Regions from separate parts of the Homo sapiens genome. Here region 1 is linked to region 2. The links are chromatin loops, found by intact Hi-C in ENCODE. Cell type or tissue: dorsolateral prefrontal cortex. All regions are shown on one strand. Links, peaks and the distances in the headings refer to the core of each region. The heading gives the core; the rest is flanking DNA. Region 1 overlaps KIRREL3 (kirre like nephrin family adhesion molecule 3). Region 2 overlaps KIRREL3 (kirre like nephrin family adhesion molecule 3).

Region 1 (7,149 bases), core at 1,472-6,471, 180 kb before region 2:
CACTTAATATTTTATTTTAAAAATTAATCCCAGCCATCATGAGAAATATCTGAATTCTGTTGGACTTCCTTACCATTATTTTATGTCTTAGAATCACATGTATTTTTAAATAACGTAAGAAAGCATACTATAATATTTTCAGTGTTTTAGCCTTTAAATTCTTTAATCCAGCCCTGCTCTCTCCCTAGTCAAATTATCTCTCAGTCTATCACCAGCATTGGAAATTCAACCATTAGAAATGCACCCTTTCAGGCCGTTATATAACTTTTCAGATTTTCAATAGGTGCCTATTAAAATCTAGGTAGTGGGGGAGAATGAAGAGAAGCAACATGTGTATTTGGATTGCAAATTTATTCACAGTGGAGCTCAGTCATGCAGAGGAACGCGAGTTCTTCACCTCTGCCTGTTCCTTATCTGAGTGTCTCATGAGCATGAGCACGCTTCCGGTCCACTCCAGTAATCTTGGTCCAGTGCAATCATTTACGCATTTTCCTTAGTTAATTCTCAGTCATTTTGGGTGAAATAGTTTAGTCTCTCAAATTCCAACCTCTTCCTTCAACTGCTCCCTCTTAGGAAGGACCTGTGCTCTCCTTGCCTTGGTTCCTCTGTGTGAGTCACTGCCAGTGACCTGAGTTGTCCACCCAGCATCTGCCGTGGCCATGCACCTTCTGCAGGAACTCCCTGCAAGTGACATCTGGGCTGGTGCACCTGTTATCATCTGTCTCTCCTACTCTCTTTCTCCTTCACTCTCTGGCTAACTCCTTGGACCTCTAGCTGAGCATGCACATCCAAAGGAACTAAGAGCGGTTTGAAGGAACAAAAGTAACCCTTCCTAGCCTGACTGCTCACTCCACCCAGATTGCCTGCACTGTTCAGCACTACAACCTTATTGCATTAGCAAAACTAAAATAAGACCCATGGTCCCCAGTGAATACAACAAGAAAGCCCCGTGCACTGTGGCTTTCTTCCAGAGTCTAAAGGAATTTCCAGTGACTTTTACATGCCCTGGCCTGTTGTCTCACTAAAAAGGTCATTATCTTGTCCTCTGCTGTTTTGCAATAAACCTTACAAGACATTATTGGAGGTGGGTGGGGGTGGGGAGCTAAAAAGGTAAAAGTTAACACATGTGAGATAGTGAACACTTTAATTTTATTGTGTAATATTTGAAAGGTCCAAAGGAATACACACAGCAGAGATGTAAGCTTAATAAGGAAATGGCCATCTGTGAACCCCCCAATAGAAGAACCTGAGCCTGCCCACCCCACTCCTGTGTCATCCTTCTCCATCCCCACAAGTAACCACTGTTTTTCATCTTCTTATTAGTTTTTTGCTGTTGTTATTGGTAGCTTTATCACACGTGTATATCCCTAAACAGTATAGTTTAGTTCTGCTTGCTCTTGAGCTTTATAAAACTGGATTAAGACTTTATATAGCATTTTCCAATTTGCTTTTTCCACTTCGTATCATGGTCTAAGATTTATCCATGTTGTTACTTGTAACCATTGTTAATCGCATTGTGTGCATATAACATAATTTATATATCTATTCTCCTATTAATGGGTAATTGAGTTGTATCCAATCTGGGCTCTGTTATAAACAATGCTGCTGTGAGCTGCCTTGTATATGTTTTCTGACGGAGGCAATAGGATTTATACCTGAAGAATTGCTGGGCCATTAGACAGGTAAAGATTCAACTTAAGAGTCCAGTGGAGTCCAGTGGTTACGTACACGAGTTTTGGCACTAAACTGCTTGGTTTCAGCCTAGGCTCTATTGCTTGCAAGTTGTGTGACTTGGGGCAAATTACTTAACTTCTCTGCATCACCATTTTCTCAACTGAAAAATAACGGTAATAATAGGACCTATCTCATAAAGTTGTTTGAAGGGTTAAATGACTACAACGTTGCCAACACCACTCATGATTTCATCTTGTGTTTACAACAACACTGTGAGGTGGCCATGATGATGTCCATTCTACAGATTGGAAAGCACTGAGGTTAAATGACTCACAGTGGTCTGCTAGCTAATGAGTGACAGAACAGGGATCTGATTCCTGGCCCACCTATCCTCAGAGCCGGGTTTATTTACATCTCGCTGCCTCCCATCGTTAACATTCTGCTGGCTCGATTCCTTACTAGCCAGCTAAGAGCAAGTCTCCCCCAAAAGGGAGGCTGGGGTTGGGAAGGTCGGCAGAGGCACCAGGAAATGGGGAAAAGTGGCATACAGAGAAGAGGAGAACCACACCACCAATGAATTTCACCTGTTTTTCTTTGAAAGCAGCCCCGCCTTCCCTCTAAACTGTTTTCACAGCAGACAGCAAGTGTGAATCAATGCTACATCCACATTCCCATACCTCACACTCTGAGAAACCGCCCCTACAGCCCCACAACTGTCCCTCCACCTGCTAAAAGGTGTCTACAAGCAAAGGAAGTCTTCTAGAAATCAAAGAAGGCAAGGTCTGGCCATCCCTCTCTGTTCCCTCTCCCTCTTTCACTGGGCTCAGACTCATTCACACCTGGCCTGGCCATGGGAATCTGGGCCCCTGGACCCTGTGGCCTGGATGGCTGACCCCTGGCTATGGGCTTCGAAACTGCACTCAGATCCCTTTGCCTACAAAAGGCTTGGCTCCAGCCTTCTCCCATCAGTCATTTATTTTCATAAGTGCCCAGTGAATTCATTTCTTTGGAAAGAAGGGCAAGAAAAGGAGATGGATCTGCACAATATGTACAATTTTCTGCAAATGCCGTCACCATCAGGAGTGGCTGGGCTTTCACTCCGCATAAGCTGAGGCCAAGCTGAAGCTCCCGTGAGCAGAAGCCTGGGAAGCGGGTAGCTGGCTGCATGCAGCCCAGGCCAGGGACGATGAATTGGAATGTCCTATTATGATAACACCTGCCCTCCCTTTACGATTTAATACCTCAACTATTTCTCATCTCATCAGGTCAACAAATACCACTAAATTCCCTGTACAGGCCCCCCAAAATGTACTCTTTCCTCAATAAGAGGTTTCCTAAACACAGACTTTTCTTCTGAAGCAGCCAGGCAGCGCTCAGGAGGCAATTTCTGATCTTTTGTTACCAAAGATGGTTTTTCCTTCCTGTCCTAACGGTAGAAAAAGACCATTTCAAGGATCACTCATTTTTTCCTCCCAAAGCTAAGAAGTGACATCATGCTCATTTGCATTCTCATCGACAAATCCTCCACACCACCCAGTTTGCTCAGTATATTATTTTATTCATATTTTTTAAAAGAACACAGGCCATTTCTAAGCAGAGCACAATAGGCATTGTTCTTGTTTATGACGGTTCCATCCGTCATTTGCCCCCTGGGATCAGGAACAGGAGACAGTGGCAAAGCCCAGCTTGTGGTAGATGCAGGACAGAGATGGGGGAAGAGCGCCCCCACCCAAGCAGATGTGGCTGCTCCACAGAGCCGAGCTCCAGTCACTCCCAGCACAGCAAGGCTCTTCCCACGTCTGCGATTAGGGTTGGAAATCACTCTTTCCTCTGACTCACTGGCAATGACTCTGCTCGTGAACTCATTCCTGGTTATGTTGTTTACGTTCACCTCAAGCTTGGTGCGACACAGGCCAAAACAATAGGAAAAAAAATAATGGATCACATGGTTGGGTGGTTGCCTAACAAGTATTTTTTTTAATTAAACATGAATTGAGCACTAACTATATTCTAGGTATTATGCTATTGAATCCTTACAATAACCTCATGAGTTAAGTGTTACTGGTCCCATTTTATAGATCAAGAAACTGAGTGTTAGGAAGGTTAACTTCGATGACCAATGTCATCAAGCTAACCAGGGGAGAGCCTCTTGACATGAAGACTGGGAGGCTATGCTTTTGTCTGGGAATCCAAGGCTCTGGGCCTTTCCTGTTCTTCAACCAGTCTTTATCCATCCATTCATCCAACAGAGCATGTGGACCGAGTCCGTCTAATCAGTCAATGAATGCTTAAAGCCCAGTGCAATGTTCGGTGACCTCAGATTGCGGAAAGAGAGGCAAGAGGACAAGAAACAAGTGAACAAATCTGTAGGTCATGGGAGGACCACTCCAATAGAGTGGGTAAGGGGAGTTAGGGATGACACTCAGGTTTCCTGCTTGAGCAACTAAGTAGACAGAGGTTTTAGTTACTAAGACAGAGAAGACTAGAAGAGGATGTGGTGTGGGGAGAATAATGAGACATCAAGAGGTTCAGGACTGTGTCGTTTTGAGGTCCTATGAGACATGCCAGTTAGCAGTCGGATATAGTGTAAAGGTTTGGGCTGAAGGTATAAATATGGGAATTGTCAGCTATATTTTTTCAGAATTGAGATTATGAAAGAGAGTACAGCCCAGAAAGAGAAAGTTCAAGGACGGGATTCCATATTTAGGGAGTGGAAAAGAGGAAGAAGCTAACAGGAAGACTGGGAAGGGGCTGGAAGAAAAGTGTGGGCAGAAAACCACAGAGTGCATGGTACCCTGTCTCCATATTGAAGAGAAATGAATCTGGAGAAGTTTGGACTAGGCCACTGTGGTGGAATGCTTCCTACAACTCCGGGGAGATGGAGACAGAGGGACCTCAAGATTTGGCAGTTTGAGAGACTGGCAAGGGTCTTAACAAGGGCAAAACAATTTTTTGGAACCAGAGAGTAAAAACCAGAAAGAGTAGGCTCAAGAGTGAATGAGAGAAGGTGAAGTGGAAGCAATGTGTACAGACAACTTTTTCCAATTTTTCTAGGAGGGGATACAGAGAAGTGGAATGGCAGCCAGAACAGAGTGTGAGGTCCAGGGGAGATTTCAGGAGTGAAGGATAATTGAATATGGGTTTGCTCACTTTCTGCTTTGTGGGAATGGTCCAGGGAAGGAAGAAAGAGCTTCAGATGCAAGAAGGAGAGGGACTGAGTGAGGGAGGGAGTCCTTGAGAAGGCGAAGGAGATGGGGCACTGCACGTGGCAAGGGTTGGCTTTGGTCATGAGAAATACTAAATTTAGGAGAAAGAAAGAAGAAAAGATGAACATTTAGCACACCTGCATTACGTGCCAACTGTATGCCAGGGCTGCTAGGCACTGGGGAAGCAAAGGTGATGAAGAGTAGTCCATGCCCCTAAAGAGCTCATGGTCATATGGGGAAGACAGACACCTGTGTTACAGCATCATCGCATGCAGTGACAGAGCTATTCAGAGGACATTTATGGGAGCAGGAAGGAAGGGCACAACCCAGCCCACCGTTGGGTCAAAGAAATCTTGACAGGGATTTGTTTGACTAGGTGCCCAGCCTCACACTCCAGTAGATGCTTAATACATGACACTCTTTGATAATAATGATTATTTACAATGCTGATTTTCTACACATGGAGGTCATGATTTGGGAACTGAAATCTACCGAAGAGTCTATTATTTCTCTCTCCTTGCCCTATGATGCGGATAATACAACATGCAGCTGCCTGGATGACTCCAGATTGAACTCTGACGGCTTCCAGATCAAAACAATCAGTTCCTTTGATAGCAATTGTAGGGCCTTTGTGGTCTATAATGTGGAGGACTGGTGATGATGGGTCTGGTGAGGCTAAACAGACTTTTAACCCAAGACATAGCAACTGCAGCACAGCCTGGCAGAACATAGGTCCTTCTTCCATTCTTAAAGCAGCCCTCAGAGGTGAGCTTAATGCTGCAGGCTTCTCTCCAGGTGGATACCCTGAGAAGTGGCTGCACTGTTCCCTTGGACTTCTTTGACAGGAGTGTTTGCCACTCTGCAGAGCTCCTGTTAGAACATGGACAGAGGAGGCAAGGGAAGAAGCACAGCCCTGTCTCAGTCTCAAAACCAAGGGCCACAGACCCTGCAGAAATGTCAAATGCAACTTGCATACCCTGTCTGAGTAGCACAGTGGGAAAAACCATATCTCAGCAAGTGGAAGTGGAAGCCCAAATGTATGCAAAAGAATTGGGGCTTGGAGAGCAGCCCTGGGAGGCAACGTCCATAGGAATGAAAAAGAGATGGTTAGAAACGATTTCCTTCCAGATTGTGCATTTGTCCCAAGCCCAACTCCATCACCCACTCTTTTTGCACACAATGTCTAGCAGATTTTAGATGCTATGGGAGGCGGAATATTGTCGTGGCTAAGAGTATGGGCTCCAGAGCCGGGCTACCAAGTTGGTCATGGATCAGCTGGGGCAATTGACTTGACCTCTCTGTGCTTCAGCTTCCCTGCCTGTAAAATGGGGGTGATGATGATAATAGAAGCTACATCATAGAGTTGTGAGGATTCAATAGAAGAGTGCCTGGCACATAATAGATATTTGATAAATACAAACTTAATGAATGCCAAGAAGAAGCAGGGTGAAGAGCAGATATGTCAGAGTAGACCTGCTTCCATTGTTAGAAGACAATGCAGTGAGGCCAATTCATCAGGAGTGTTCCCTTCTAAGGCAACCTGTATCTGCTGGCTGAGGGTATGACAAGCTCAGAAACAAAGGCACAAGCTGAGAGCATTTGTGCTTCACTGGGTAGTGAAAGGGAAAAGAAATAACAAGAAGCAAGTCAATTATATTCCGGAGGCTGGCTGTCCAAGCTGTACCATCCCTTCCATCTAACCAAGGAATTGAAAGAACATTTACATTCATTAAAAATTTATCTTTCCAGGAAAAAAGAACCAGACTTTTTTCCTCTAGTGAAAAACATGAAAAGAAGATGCCAGAAGTTTGCATGAAAAGTTGGGTCTCCCTTCTTCAGCTTTGTCAAGAAAAACAATATGGAGAAAGTTCTGCTGTGTATTTGGGATATGTTTATATTGATTTGGGTGGGGTGGACTATATTGTTTTTAGCATTTGGCAATGATTTAAATTATGTGAATAATAAATACCATCAAATTGCTGGCCCTTGCAATATTATATTATTAATTGTGCAAACTCCCCACACATAAAGCAGGCTGTCTTTTTCTGGTCCATGTCTTGCAAATCAGAGTCCTGAAAATTTGTGCCATAGGGGAAGAGAAAATACATCTGTGTGGGGGTTGATTGGCTCCATCATTTCATCATTCTGTCAGGTGTTCTCTCTTGTGAGTGGCCCTCTGGCTGAACTAACATTATGTTCAGCCCACACTCCTACCGATCACATAACTGGCCCCTTGTGCTGGCCCTTTCCTTGCCATTAATGCAGGCAA
Region 2 (7,149 bases), core at 1,227-6,226:
TCAGTTGAGGAACTTCCCCAAAGTCACACAGCTCAGGAGTGGAGTCAGATTTTAATGTGGGCGGTCTGTCTCTTGCACCTGTACTCTTAGCCCCTAAGGCAAATGGTCTCTTTTTTCAAGAATCTTCATCGCAGGTTGTTCAGAGGCTTTCAGATGTGTCTAGCTTCCTCCTGAAGCTTGGAGATGTATGTTGAAAAGTTCCAGCTTCAAACCCCCGCCCGAGTCAAACTGCTAAGGCCAAGAATATCTTGGTCTAAATTCCACCTTAGACTTCTGTGAAAAATGATATTCTCAGTTCTCTGAGTGAGAAGCTTCTGCCCCGACCTGCATGATCTGGGGAGACCACTGAGGCAGCTTCAACTGTCTAAGAAAGAAACTGCTCTAAGAGAGATGGAGAGCCCTCCAAGAGATCCCAGGGAAGGATGGATTTCTCCAGCAAGCCCCTGCTCTCCGTTGCCCTGTCTGTAGTCCTGGCACCTGCAGGGAAGAGAATACCTGCTTCAGACATGCACGGTTGGCTCCTTCTCCCCATGTGATTATAGCCCCAGTGCCTGGCATTTGTTGAGTGCTCTACGCCCACAGACCTCCAATGCAAACATTCTCTCTCATTATCCCACATTCCCATGAGGTTGCAGGCTGGGCCAGGTTAGTCTATCATCCTAAGTATGTCCCTTCTGTCCTTGAGCCTAATGTGTTCATTTGTGAATATGAAGCATTGCTTGGGAAACTGTTAAAATCCTCTTACAGTTCAGACAAGCAGGCTCATGCCTGTAATCCCAGCAATTTGGGAGGCCAAGGCAGACAGATTGTTTGAGACCAGGAGTTCAAGACCAGCCTGACGAACATGCCGAAACCCCCATCTCTATTAAAAATACAAAAATTAGCCAGGCGTGGTGGTGCATGCCTGTAATCCCAGCCACTCGGCAGGCTGAGGCAGGAGAATCGCTTGAACCTGGGAGGCGAAGGTTGCAGTGAGCCGAGATCTTGCTGCTGCACTCCAGTCTGGGTGAAAGGGCAAAATTCTGTCTCAAAAAAAAAAAAGTTAACAGCACAGATTTTGGAGTCAGGTCAGGCCTAACTTTGTAACTGAAACAATGTGTGACTTCGGCCTCATTTACTTAACCTCCCTGAGCCTCAGTTTCTTCATCTGTAAAAGGAAGATGATCATTGCACCTTCCAACAACATTGGGTTGTTCTGAGGATTCGTTGAAGTCATCCACATAAAATTCTTATCTCGGTGCCTATCGCATCATCAGGTTCTATTAATGTTAGCTGCTGTTGTTCATAATCAACAGAAAAAAACTGACACAGTAAGAATGTGCTGGAGCTGCGAGTGGCTCTCAACTTTTGCTGTATATTAGAATACTGGGGAGCTCTGAAACCTTGTAGCCACACCCCCATACCGATTAATCTGGAATCTCTGGTTGTCAGGTTTTTCAGACATCTCAGATAATTCCAATATGCAGCCAAAGTTCGGAACCCCCAGAACACGATCCCAGTTCCAGTTAGATTTTATACAAGTGAGCATGCATCGGAGGTCCCCCCAGAAAGGAGCTGAGCTTAGTGCAAGGCTGTCTGATCTCAGGCACATTCCCCTGCCCCTCTCTCCCAGCAGGTCCCCCACCCACTTAACCTTTCACGAAGCCTCTCGGCCTCACATTCACTTCAGGTAGGCTGCAAAGGAGACCGTCCTCATACATGTCCCGAGGCAGGAATAACTCTGGTTGCTTAACCACAGTTGTCATACTCAGGAGAGACGAAAGGAAATCATAAATAATAGATGCTACATAAACAAGGTCCAATTAACCCAGCCACCAGCCCGGGGGGAAGACATACATTAGCCCTCTCTGCAAGAGGCTAAGGAGAGACATTAGGGAAACTGCCTGGAGCTTCACAGGTGTGGCTGGAGAGTCTCTCCTTCTGAACCCAACCTTCCCCGCACCCCTTTCCTGAGGTCCGGTCTCAGAGCGGGGAAAACAAACCCAACCTGGGCTGGGCGGTGGTCAGGTCTCGCTGCAGTGCTCCTCAATTCAGCACAATTCCATGCAGAGTTGAGTGGGCAGTAACTTTAGCCCTGTCTCCGGGTTAGTTTTCCATTCTCCTAGCATACTAATTGCATCACATTTCTCTTCTGCAACAAATACCCCTCTGGCCTGATTGTTTCTGCTACCCACCCTGTACTCTGACCCACAGGAAGTCACTTGTTTCTCAGGGCTAACAGCAAGCTGGGCTCCAGAGCTGCTTCTCCATCCCCTCCCCTCCTGTCCTGGACATAGGTCTCATCAGGCATCCCCATTGCCCATCTCCACTCCAGAAGTGCACTCCCAGCAGTTAGGCCCCAGGAAATGCAAGTCACCTGTGCCAGTTAGCAGTTTGCCAGCAGGCCCAATGCTCTGCCTCTGGACAGCCCCCTGCCTGCCTCCAGGAGGAGTCCTCAGTGCCTCTGGGACCACCATCCCTTAGCCAGGGAGGGCTGGGAAGGGGGCTCCTACTGCAGCCACAGGATTTTGTGTATGGATTAGTCCAGGGTGATTATTGAGCTCAGAAGAAAGCAGCTCGTGATTAAGGGAGCCATTTGGGGAGGGGAGAGGAGGGAAGAGGAGGGGAGTTTCTCAAAACACCTGCCTGGGAACGCACTGGAGGAATGCCAGACGCGCACCTCCCACAGACAGAGGAAGGGCACCAGGGGCTAAACCTGGTGGAAAAGCAAGGTTAGTGAATTTAATGAGGTGATCTTAGGCAGCTTAATTCAGCTCGATAGCCTGGGGCTAGAGGAGGAGCCCCCGCACAGGAAGTCAGAAGTTGGGCCTGCACTAATTAGATTTCACAAATGCTGCTGTTATTCAGCACGTTGTTCCAAACGCCTGCCAGGTGGATAGGAGGCTCCCAGCGGGGGCTTCTGAGACCGCCCCCTTCAGCTGCCTCCTGCTTTTCTCTCCCACCTGTCCTGGCCCACCATGGCCCGCCCCCACCTCCAGCTGCATTCCTGGAATTGGCACCCAGCTCAGACTCCACCTGGGCCCACCCTGTCCCACCTGTGGGGTGGTCTAAAGGGTGAGGATGGAGCAGCAGCCACCAACCCTCCCTCCTGGGTTGGTAAGAGACAGCACGGCAGGCACGGGAGATGATGAGAAAGGCCCTGGAGACAGCTGACGTGCTCGTTCCTCGGGCCCTTGCTGCGATGGGGCTGAGCAGTTGCCCTAGTGCCTGGGTGGATCCCTTTTCCCCAGACTTGCAGCTGCAGAGCTGACCCAGTAGTGATGTTCGTCCTTGCAGTGGGTGGCAACTCTGTCTTGATTGCAAGTGCTCAGCAACGCTCCCTATTCATCTGTGTACCCTGCAGGGCTAAGCAACTCGGCCCTTCAGCAAATCATTAGGACTAAGTTTCTCCATCTGTAAAATGGCTAATTGCAGAAGGCCACACAGCAGCAGGGACCCAGATAAAGCTCTTGCAGTAGGGAAGCTTTGTTTTGTCCTCGCTAGCAGCTGCCCTAAGTGTTACAACTCAAAGGGCAGAGGAAGCCACTTAATGCCTACATGATAATAACAGCGATCAATTAATAATGGCAATAATGGTCTTTGAACGTGGAGCGCTGCTTCTCTCCAGCGGGAGCCCAGTTCCTGCTCCTGAGGGACAGCCCCACCTGCGGAGAGGCTGCTCCCTCCAGTGGAAGGAGGTGGTCATGGTCACCGAGAGTCAGCTCGGAGCCAGATGTGGATCTCTCCTTCCTGATCTCTCCTCCAGCCCTTCCTCTCCCAGCCAAGAGTACTCATATTCACATTAGAAAGCAGCCCCAGCCATAAGAAACCCGTTCTGTCTGCCCAAAACCACACCAAATGTGTTATGGCGACTTCCTCGCCTTGCCCCTCTGGCCGCAGTTTTTCTTCCTGTACAAGGAGGTGAGCCAATCTCGGCTCAGCTACTCCATCGTTTCCCTGGGTTTAGGGAGTGGAAGCCCCCAGGTATTTTCCTGGCTTTGCCCCTCCATCCACTCTGACGACCTCCTGGGAGGCCCTAGCTACTCATAAGCCCCACGACAAGCCCTGTGGTTGGTTCTTGGCTGCCAGAGAGAGCCCCTTGGAAGAGAACAACTGCTTAATAAGGATAAACATGTGGCATGCAATTTAAAAACCCTGGAATACCCGGCCATGTGATAGGCAGGTTCCAAAGCTGCTTACTTCAGCTAGAAAGCACTGCCTGGCCACCCCCGCCCCTTCCCATCATCTGAGCTTCTCCCCTTTCCCATCCAGAGTCCTCCCTTGACCCCCCAAATCCCTTCCCATCTTTAATCAGTCTAAGCTTTTAAAGAAAGAAAAAAAGAGTGCAGAAGAAGGCCAGCATGTAGAGGTATGGCACTTAGGGATGTTTTAAGGCCCCTGCAGAGTTCAAGGAGAATGTCCCAAGAATGTTAAGCATGATCCCTCCCCTGGGTCTCTCCCCTCACTGCCAACCTTGAACCAAGTTATGCAGCTTGGAAACTGACTGGAGTCCTCCGGTTCCCTCCCTGGAATGTCGAGGGTCTCGGCCTGGTATCAACCCCTGGGGTGTGTAAGGTCATCTGGGATGTGGTCTGGAGACCACCCTAAGGTGGGGAAATGTGGAAGGCAGTTCCCAGAGAGCCCGGACTTCCCTCCCCCATGGCCCTGTGAAATCGACAACTTAATAATTCTTAACATTTATTGGGTCTGTGTTCCAAAGGATGTACATGTCATAATCTGCTCACTCCTCACAGCTCCATGAGTTAGGTATTATTTCCCCGTATTTTACAGACTTGGAAACTGAAACACAGAAAGACTACATAAATTCTCCAGAGTGACACAGCTAGTAAGTGATACACCCGAAATCCAAACCCACACTCCAGATCCACTCTCATAAACACCATACTAAACTGTGCCTTCATAAAAATAATATTTTAACATTAATAATACTAGTGACTCTGATTTGAGTGCTTTAGATGCTGGGTGCCTGCTAAGAGCTTCCCATGGCTTATGCTGGAATGCTCGAAACAGGCTCTATGAAGCAAATATGATTATTAGCTCCATTTTACTGAAGAAATGGAGGCTCAGGGAGATTGAATAATTGACTTAGTTACAGAGATAATGAGTGGTCAACTGGGATTCCTTCCCAAGATGGCCTGCGTCCCTCTGGACCACACTATGGCTCACTGCTCCCTGCCAAAGGGGCCATTCTGTGTGTCACTTCCCTGAGGCAGAGAATGAACAGGAGGAACCTCCAAGGTTCCCTTCTGCCCTTTGTGCCTCTAATTTGATCCCAGAGGAAAGATGCAATGAGAGGACTCCCTCTGCTTAACTCCCAAGAGGGACCATGTCCCATGCCCTCCAGACCTCACTCTCTACCCATATGCCCCATGCTTTCCCCACCCCATTCCCACTCCCAGCATCCCTACTCAACTCAGGCGGGACGCACAGCTCCAGGCCCAGCATGACGGATATGTGTGGCCAAGAATGGCAATGTATTTATTAAGTGAAACCGACAACTTTCATTAACCCAAGTAGACATTATTAAAACGCGCCGGTTGTCTCTGGGAAATGAAGTGCCCAGCACAGGCTGTGAGCAGAGCTCCTATTTGCGTGCGCCAAGCTGCTAAGTGTGGGCTGTGCCTCCCTCCTGGCATCCTGAGTCTCATCCATCATGTCCCATGAAGTAGGTCCCATCCTGAGCCCCCACACCACTTCACAGCAGTCACCGCAGGACTCCTCCCCCTGAGCCTCAAATCCCAGACCCAAGTGGCCTGAGACCTGGAGACCATGGGTGCTCCATTGCTCCCACTCCCGACGCCTGAAGATGAAGCTGCTCACTGGGACCCTGATCCTCTACATTAAGTGCAGCACATTATACCTGCCTGGAATCCTGGCAGTGACTAAGGAGGCACCAACTGCAAATGTGACTTGGTAAGATCCCAGGAGTCGGTCCCTAGATATAGTTATCCATGGGGCCCCAACCTGCTGCAGATGGGAGAGCAGGGAATCCAGGAGAAAAGCCAAGAGCGTGGGAGGAGCCAAGGAGAAAGGGCAGGGCCAAGAAAGGCCACACCCTCACCAGGCTCGATGCATTGTCTGTGATTATGGGTCTTTGTTGAGGTGAAGGAAGCAGTAATAATAATCTCATCTGCCACTTTGCAATTTACAATGCACTTTTACATATGCCGTTTCATTTGCTCCTCCTAAGTGTGCTATGAGGGAGATAGCATCAGCCTGATTTCTCTTTTGTCCCCATGAGGAGAGGGGGCTTGGGGTTAAATAATTCTGCTGTGAGGCTCTGTGAAGTTAGCAGGTTGCAGCTCTGGGGTGAGTCTAGCGTTGCTTCTCTGAGTCACCTCCTTTCGAAGACCTCCTCTTTTATTGTGTTCCAAACATGGACACCTGGCAAAGCTCAGACACGCTTGTTTAGAAGTGGGCCATTCTGCGCAGCCTCAGACCCCCTGCTGTGTGCACCATGGCTCCAGGCAGTGTGCTGTGAACACCCACCCACCCCCATGTGGCCCACAGGACACACCTGTAAGCCAACGGATCAGAACCCTCCAGCTGTAGAGGCAGCAGAGGATTTAGAGTGGCCAAGAAGGACTGTACTAACACTAACTGCGAACGGCCTGGTCCTCAGTTTCCCTGTCTGGACAGTGAATTTCTCTGTAGGGCTGTGGTGAAGACTAAATGAGATATGGTATACACATTATCTTGTACAAGCCTGGCACATGGTACATGTTCAACAAATGGCAGCTCTTACTGTTCTTATTAAAGAATGCTAGACAAAAATGCAATGCAGCCAGTATGTATGGAATACTCAGTTTCATCCTAGCTTAGGAACAGAATGCCTCAGACCTTCAGGGTGGTCTTCCTGCCCATTCCCACGTGTACACTCACCCCTGTCAGCTCTGCGTCCTCGTTTTCGGTTCAGAAATACAGTGGTCATAATACTGGACACCCGGAGGAGATAGCACAAGGACAGAAGCTATTGCTTATTCATCTTTGATTTCCACAGCCTAGCATCGGGCCTCATGTGAAGGATTATCAGTAAATATTACTGAATGGATAGAAGGGAGGGAGGAAGGATAAAAGGAAGAAAGGAAAGCAGGAAGGAAGGAAGGAAGTCAACTGAAAAGTGAATGGATAACGTGAATTATGGCATTC

The links. Peaks named below come from ENCODE experiments on the same cell type or tissue, not always from the same donor. Only the 100,000 strongest peaks of a DNase experiment are listed, where the experiment ranks them.
Region 1: it touches region 2 in a loop (3-fold over the local background); 2 of 110 quality-filtered maps call a loop at or near these places.

What each region holds. Positions count from the first base shown.
Region 1 is chr11:126,787,055-126,794,203 of GRCh38, reverse strand. All of the region lies in intron 1 of KIRREL3 (kirre like nephrin family adhesion molecule 3), which reads left to right. Among named protein-coding and RNA genes, the nearest start is that of KIRREL3-AS4, 140 kb to the right of the region's middle. In dorsolateral prefrontal cortex, for the core only: CTCF peaks have their summits at 3,172 and 3,380; a DNase peak (open chromatin) is centred at 3,383; H3K27ac peaks cover 1,411 bases.
Region 2 is chr11:126,603,989-126,611,137 of GRCh38, reverse strand. All of the region lies in intron 1 of KIRREL3 (kirre like nephrin family adhesion molecule 3), which reads left to right. It overlaps KIRREL3-AS1 (KIRREL3 antisense RNA 1), which reads right to left. Exons shown (of 2, transcript NR_174952.1): 2 at 1-477. Among named protein-coding and RNA genes, the nearest start is that of KIRREL3-AS4, 45 kb to the left of the region's middle. RefSeq lists enhancers at 1,884-2,568, 2,569-3,254, 3,255-3,940. In dorsolateral prefrontal cortex, for the core only: CTCF peaks have their summits at 3,464 and 3,666 (motif pointing left); a DNase peak (open chromatin) is centred at 3,657; H3K4me3 peaks cover 449 bases; H3K27ac peaks cover 345 bases.